Linked DNA regions of Mus musculus: region 2 is linked to region 1. Evidence: chromatin loops called from intact Hi-C (ENCODE). Cell type or tissue: left cerebral cortex. All regions are shown on one strand.

Region 1 (4,000 bases):
ATAACCGAATTTACCTGGAAGAAGAGCTGGGAATGGATGGGAAGGACGAATGAGAAAGGAATGAGACAAAGATAAAGTTTCTGATCAAGGTCCAATGGTTGAATTCTTAAGTCTGAATTTAAAGGGGGGAAACCCAGCCTCCACTTTGCCAGAATCTTTGTCAGGAAAACAAGCTCATCTGCTCTGCAGGAAGCTGCAGATGTGGCAGGACAATAAACTTCGCCTAGGTCAGAAGATTCCATCCTAGGTGGGCTAAACAAAGTCTGATTTAATCCCCTCCAGGCTGGGAGAGGGGCACACCTCCAGCTCTGTAACCTCTATGAGCTTCATGAATGAGGAAGGATGCTCTCACAAGCACAGCCAGCTTCCAGCCCACTTTGTCAGTGACAGCATTTTGAAGCTTAGGAATCTGCTAGGTCTTTTTTTTTTTTTTTCCATCCACGTGCTAAGCCCAAATGGGCTTCCGCATCCTGCCTCGTCAGTCTGCAAGGAGAGAGTAAATGAGTCATCCACTGAGTCAAAAAAAAAAATTAAAAAAAAAAAATTAGTGGTTTGACAGCTTGTGCCAGCGCGGTTGCCACCACGGGTTCTAAATTTCCAACAATAGCATCTTGGTGACTCCCCATAGACATGGCAGGCATGCTTTCTAGTCCTTGTCCGCTGCTTCCCTAGACATGCTGCTGGATGGTTGAATTTCCAAATGTTTCTTGTCCAGTTTGTACTTGGTAATTTCGTGCCTTAAAACAACCAACCAACCAACCAACAACAACAAACCCTACAGGATCCATTTATACAATAAGAATAGTATAAACCAACAGCCAATAGTCAAGGCATTCTGTGCCACTAAGTGGGTAGAGGGGTGATCTGTCCAGGGTGTGATGGTTCAGAGAGGATGTGAGGGGTAGCATAGCAGGGGTGTGGTGGAACTGAGCGGGAGGCTGCTCGCTCAGGTGTGTTTCTTTTCTTTTGTAGCGTTAAAGATTCATTCACTTCTCAGCATCTATGTGAGAGTCCGTGATTTGTTTTTAAAAGATCACATATTACTTACATGAATTCTAATGGCCATGCACACTAGTCCTGTTTCCATGAGCCTCATCCTAACACAGAACCTTCTGGAAGACTGAGCTTCCTTGAAGGATGTAGTGATGTAACAGTCAGGTGATGAACAAAACTTCTAAGGAGCACACCTGTAAGGAGTCCCAGTACTTTAGATGCTGAGGCAAGAGATTTGTGAGTTTGGTCTGGGCTATATATCTAGCCTGAGTCTATCCTGGGCTGCATAGGGAACCCAGGTCCTTAAAAAAATTTTCCCCTTTCTTTTTCCCCCAAAAATATTCTTACAAAATAGGCCTTCTCAGTCACTTTAGAAGGTCTATCTGACCATGAGCTAGAGTTTTTGAATATTCAGCTTGTATCTTACATAACGTTCTCTCTCCCCCACTACACCTGCTGGCTTTGAGCGAATCTATTAAGCGGATCCCTTTCGTGAATAAAGGCGAGGCTCCCACAGCCAAGCAGCAAGCAAATGCCTGCCTTCCCATCTGCTCACATGCTGTGCTGACTGCCAAGGGTGTTTACTTCCAGAATATCTGAAGATGCTGTGAACAAACAGAAGGCAGTTTCGGAGGAACTGCTCGGAGCATAGTACATCACGTGGAAAAACAACCCAAACCCCGAGAAACGCATCTGTGGGAGAACCCTGCTCTGTTCCCAGTGTCACTTCGCGCACACTTGGCAGCCAGGATCCATCCGATTGTTGTGGTTCATCCGAGGCTTCCTGTTCTCTCTGAGACGATGCTGGTGTTTGTGAAATCGCTCCTCTCCTTGGGTAAACACTTTCTTGTCACTACACAACCTAGATTCTGTGTCAGGTTTCAAAACACAGTACACTTTCAGAGTTTAAAATTATCAATGGAGACATACAGGTGTAAGTCATTCCCGGACAAAGACGATGGTGAAAGCGTTTGGAGCCAGAGTTCAAGGTCATGGCCCAGGCCTGAGGGAGGGAGGGTGGGTGGGACTACTTATCCTTGAAGGATGGATCAAGCTGGGCATGGTCTTGCATCTGTAATCTCTCCAGGACAAAGGATCACTAAGAGTTCTAGGTCAGCCTTGACTGCATAACAAGATCCCCATCTCAGTGATGAGAGACAGAACCAGAGAGACACAAAGACAGACAGACAGACAGACAGACAGACAGACAGACAGATAGCACAATAAAGGATGGAGTTTATAAAGAAAAGATGAGCCTTGGCTACATAGCAAGATCACTGTCTCAATGAGAAAGAGTGCCAGCGAGACACACAGAGACAGAGAGGCAGGCAGGCAGGCAGGCAGGCAAGCAGACAGACAGATGGGAATGCAATAAAGGATGGAGTTTGAAAAGGAAAGATGAAGAAGAAGGGAGGTCATCCTTCAGAAACCCAGAAGAGCATGGAGGGCAAAATGGATGTTGAAATATGACATTAGCACTGGCCAAAACTTCCTGTGGGAGACTGTGTTAAGGATGAAGGTGGTCCTGGGAAAGAGTGCAAGCCAGACCTTGAAAAGTTTAGAGTAAGCAAGAGTGAAGGTGTATTGTTATAGGGGTGTATGTGTGTGTGTGTGTGTGTGTGTGTGTGTGTGTGTGGCACAGCAGAGGACAGTATGTGAGAGCCAGCTCTCTCCTTTTACTACGTGGGCTCTGGGGATCAATCTCAGGTTATGAGGTTTGGCAGCAGGTGATCTCACCCAGGGAGCCATTTCACAGGTCCGGTGACATCTTAATTTAAAATAATTCTTTCAGTTTAGGCTTGTAAGTTGAAACAAAGGGACCTCCAAGTGCTGCACAAAAGGTGCATACATAAAATAAATACTGAATAAAAACAGCAAGACAGAGGCAGCTGCAACATCACTCCTTCTCTGTGAAGTCTACCAAAGCAAGATCAGGGCCTTGGCCACTGTTGTTTCTTCCCTCCCCTTGAGAAACTCTTCCTTTCACAACTTTCTGTTTTGCCATAGTCACCTCAAGCCTCAGTTTAGGCATCTACCCTATGAGAGAACTATGCTTCTTGTTGTTTGGTTGGAAACAGTGAGGAGATGAGAGTGTCTCTGTGGTGGGAAATCTCAGTTCTCAACTTGACAGACATCCTGCCCACTGTGGGTGGCACCATTCCTTTGGCTAGTACATTGGACCGTGTGAAAGGGAGAAAGTAAGCACTTGTCGCCGCCTACTTTCTGACTGTGTATGAAGTATGAACAGCGCCTCAAGTTTCTGCCACTGTGACATACCTGAGCTGTGAGCCAAATTAACCCTTAAGATGCTCTTGTCAGAATACTTTATAAATGCAACCAGAAGAAAAGCTAAACTAGTTGGGTGTTGCCAGGTGTGTTAGGATAGTCTCTCTCTCTCTCTCTCTCTCTCTCTCTCTCTCTCTCTCTCTCTCTCACTGTCTTTCATTCTCTTTATAGGCCCACATGGCTCTCACTACCTGAAGGCCCACTCCCCAGTTGCTACAGCTAAATTTATTCTTGTTCTTTAAGACATAAGCTTGTCAAAATAGTTGTTGAAGGCAATGGAAGGCAGAAAAGATCTGTCATTGTAAAACTCACACAGCCGAATATTCAGTGAACCAGGATGTATGCTCTTGCATGCGCACATGCACGTGCACGCACACACACACACACACACACACCAATTCCAGCTTAACATGTTTAAATTTTTTATTTTATTTTTATTGATATGTGTGTGCATGTGCATGTGTGTGCAAGCAGCTGTGTGTGTGTATGTGCATATGTGTGCAGGTGTCCCCAGAGACCAGGAAAGGACTTACAAATCAGTCACAAAGAGACCAGAATTATCTGATGCCTTTAATATGAGAGGCTTAGAGTGACAGATAAGCTGCCAGAAACTGAAAGTAGAACAAACAGTATTGGTGGTTGGGACAAGAGTCATAGGGAGTTACCATTTCATTTCTTGTCTGTGAGAGAGAAAGGAATGTGGAAATAGTTTAATGGTTCC
Region 2 (4,000 bases), 160 kb after region 1:
GACATTCGTCTGTCTGTGAGTTCTGTATAGAGTGGTGGGAAAGGAAGAATGTGCAGGCACACAGGCACATGGGGGAATCCCTTTTGTCTCCCCACTGCTTCTTCAAAGGATTCAGCATCTCTGACTCCCTTTGAGGACATCCCTGTGTGGGTGGCTCTGTGGGTCTCCCTGCAATGACAAAAAAAAAAAAAAAAAAAAAAAAAAAAAAAAAAAGCAAAGCAAAGCCCTGGATTGGTGCTTCCCTCAAAATGCAGAGTCTGGATTTTAAAAAAAGATAGGGATACAAAGCATGCTCAGGGAAGTCAGAGCGCGGAGCAGAGTGTGGGCTGAGGAATGCCGCCTCCTCAGGGGGCGACAGTCAAAAGCGCTGGCTCATCGCGGGTGTCAAAGGCCGAGTTCTGCAGGTAAATAGCAATGAGATGCTTCCCTCCCACTCAGATTCCACACTGGAAGCTCGGGTATTGCTGGAGCCGCATCCACACCGCTGGCTCCATTCACAACCCCGCTCCTTTCAAGGAAACTCGCAGGCCTCTTAAATGTGGCGGCCGGCCCCAGCCCAGAGCGGTTGCAGCAACAGACACAGGAAAGCTGTCACTTTTCTGGCTCCCAGCACTGACACTTATGTCGTCCTTTGTTTTCTGTGACATGTCAGTTATCCAACAGCCATTACTGCATCAACTGCAGGGACTACATATTTGTTATAAGCAAAACCTCGTTGAAGCCAACCCACCCCCCAGCCCTCCCTCCCCAACCCTCCCCCCAGCCCCCGCCACCTGCCCAGTCAGCTCATGACAGAAAGGCATGCCTTCCACACAACTGAAGTGTTCTCTGGTGGACAAAGAATGAAACCACCTACAATCCCGTGCATGACCAGACCTTACGAATCTGCCAACGACATTAAGACAAGGAATGGTAAATTCAACAGTTTATATTGGACGGTCTAAAATAAGATAGTTGCAGCTATGATGAGTGTTCAAAGCCTGTGGGATTTGGGGGAGCGAGAAGGCCCTGAGGAAACTTTGAAAGGCCTGACCAGCGAGTGAGTGAGCAATGACCAGGCAGACCAAAGTTCATGTAACTTCTCTTTAAAACACACCTCGGCTGATGACTCCTCCACACATACTGCGCTTGCTACGCAAGCAAGAGGACCTGAGCTTGGCGCCCCAGCATCCCCACAAAGACACTGCATGAAGGCGTGTGTCTGTAACCCAGGCACTAGCCTTAGCAGAAAGCAGAGACAGCTGGCTCCCAGGAGGTTGACTGGTGGCTGCTCTAACTGCCACACTAAACTCCAGCTTCCGTAAGAGGCTGCACTCAGAAGTTAAAGCCACCAAGATGGCTCAGGGGCTCAGTGCCTGCCCACCATGCCTGATGGCCTGCTGCTATCACTCCCCAGGCAGCAAGCATATGGTGCAAGATAAGAACTGAGCCCCCCACCCCAAAGCTGTCCTTTGTCTTCCAGATAATGCATGTGTGCATGCACCTGCCCAGATGCACCCGCTAACCCCCACACACAAATAAATAAAAATATCTAAATAAAAAAAAGGAAGGAAGGAGAGAGAGAAGAGGGGTTATAGAGATGGCTTGGTGGCTTAGAGCACCTGCTGTCCCTGCAGGGGACCAGGTGATTCCCAACACTGTTCAGCTGACAAGTGTCTCTAACTCCAGTTCCAGGGGATCCGATGCCCTCTTCTGGTCTCTGTGTGCACTGAACACACAGGGCGAGCACACAAACGAGCATGCACATATGCACACACATAAATAAACTTTTCAAAGAATGACTAAGTAACTTAGGGTCGAGGAAGGGAGGGAGGGAGGAAGACACCAGGGTCCGCTTCTGATCTCCAGGTGTCCGTGCTCGGGTCAGCACACCTGCACACGCCTGCACGCGTGTGCTTATGTCTGCACAAATGAAGGCATAGTCTAATTAAACATAGAGTGCGAATAATGCTTCCATGAAGTAAAACCTGCCTCGGCTGTGGTAAGCGCCTCACCCACCCCAGCCACTTAGGACATTTCCTTTGCAACAGTGGGTGTCGGTGTCAGCCAACAGCACCGGCATCCTGCGCTGTAGGATGGAAAATGGGACCTGTATGAAAATGAGACTTTGCCTAGCAGGCTACTTTTTTAGTTACTTCTCTCTGTGGTGAGGTAAAATAGTCCTTCTCCCATTTTAATCAAGCCTACGATGAAGCAGAGAGTCAGGTTCCCTATAAGGAGAGACAAAGTCTTGTAGCCTGGCACTGCCATGTCATAAAACTAACTGTGGTTTTGGGGTGTCGGTCTACCACCAGCAGAGAGTAAATGGAGGGGGAAATCTCTGGCAGGGCTGCGTTCTGGATGAAGCTCTTTGCAGGTCGGTGAACTCAGCGAAGTGCCAGACTTCTGTGTAGGAAGGCCAGCAAACACCTCCCTGGCATAACTGGAGGTGTGTAACAAGGCCCTGCTGGCCATAAAATTGCTCTTCCCAAAAACCTACAGCGGTTTGGGCATCCTCTGCAAGATGCACCTTAGTCCAACGGTGGTTGCACCCCAGAGCACGCGCGCGCGCGCGCGCCACACACACACACACACACACACACACACACACACACACACACACGATGGAGCTGGCAAAGTAGTGAAAGGCAGAAAAAGAAGTATGATCACGGGAGGCCCTGTCAGTGAAGACGCTGTGGAAAATGAAGGCTTTGAGGATGGCACAGCTTAGAAGGGGAAGTGTGGGTTGGAGCGGGGAGAGGAGTCTCAAAACCCAGTGAGTGACTGGACTGGAGAGTGCCTTCGCCTTAAAGGGCCGGCTGCACAGGCGCCAGAACCTGAGCGCTGGCCCCTCCCCCTTCCTCCTGATCTGTATCCTGCTGAAGGAAACACTGAAAGTGGCTGATTCCTAGGAGACAGAAACTAAGGCTCTCTCCCCTTTGTGCTGGAGTCCCGGGAATGCACGACCTGCCATTATACTTAAAGTTTGTCCCACTAAATCCGCATCCAGTTCTTTTGCGAAATCGTGTGAGAACTGCTTCAGATATAAAGTCCTTCATGCAGAAAGAACATTGTCCTGGAAATGGTCAATATTTGGCAGTTTCGGTAAGTGGGTGGAAGATGCTGTCTGCACTATTTGGTCTAGGATGCAAAGCAAGCTCTTTGGGAGGAGCTGTCTGAGCCAGGTTTGCTGGCACACACCTGTAGGGAGACTGAGTTAGAGACTAGCCCAGGTTATACAGAAAGCCTTTATCTAAATAATAATTAATAATAATAAAGGCTCCATACATCAAACAAACCCCAAAACTGTCTCCTGTCTTCCAAATACAGAGTCCTGTGAACCTTCGCTTACCTACCTTTCTTCCTTCCTTCCTTCCTTCCTTTCTTTCTTTCTTTCTTTCTTTCTTTCTTTCTTTCTTTCTTTCTTTCTTTCTTTCTTTCTTTCTTTCTTTTTCTGAGACAGGGTTTCTCTGTGTAGCCCTGGCTGTCCTGGAACTCACTCTGTAGACCAGGCTGGCCTCGAACTCAGAAATCTGCCTGCCTCTGCTTCCCAAGTGCTGGGATTAAAGGCGTGCGCCACCACTGCCCAGCTCGCTTACATTTCTGAAAGCCATGGTGCCATCACAGAAGATGGCACACATGACTGTGAAATGAGGTAAGCAAGAAAGGACCCTTCAGATGTGTGCTGGCCTTGGAGGTGGAAAGTGGGCTCTCTAAATGAGTATGTTACATGTGTGTGCAAATCTGTGCGTGGGTGTATGTCATAAATTCATGTGCACATCTGTGTGCATGTGACATATGTTTATGCATAAACGTGTACACGTATCTCCAAGTTTTATACAATAAAAGGTCTAAATGGCTAAACAAAACACAAAACAAAAACAAAAACAAAACAAAAAACAAAAAACCCCAGCAGCAGCAGTAACAGCAGTAACACTCACACTGAGATCTTGAGATCTTGGATTCTCCGCAGAAGGGATGGGATAGGTGCAGACCTGGCTATAAGAAAGTGGTCGGGACA

The links. A loop is a pair of places that touch in the nucleus more often than their neighbours do. Peaks named below come from ENCODE experiments on the same cell type or tissue, not always from the same donor. Only the 100,000 strongest peaks of a DNase experiment are listed, where the experiment ranks them.
Region 2: a loop joins it to region 1, with 2.2 times the contacts of the local background. A loop is called at or near these places in 2 of 42 quality-filtered maps.

What each region holds. Positions count from the first base shown.
Region 1 is chr10:67,480,059-67,484,058 of GRCm38, reverse strand. It overlaps Gm51825 (a long non-coding RNA gene), which reads left to right and starts at 1,476. Exons shown (of 2, transcript XR_003949057.1): 1 at 1,476-1,828. In left cerebral cortex, no CTCF peak of the experiment used is centred here; DNase peaks (open chromatin) are centred at 483, 1,151 and 1,588; H3K4me3 peaks cover 301 bases.
Region 2 is chr10:67,316,908-67,320,907 of GRCm38, reverse strand. No RefSeq gene overlaps it. Among named protein-coding and RNA genes, the nearest start is that of Gm46229, 15 kb to the right of the region's middle. In left cerebral cortex, a CTCF peak has its summit at 1,690 (motif pointing left); DNase peaks (open chromatin) are centred at 216, 1,125, 1,708 and 2,756.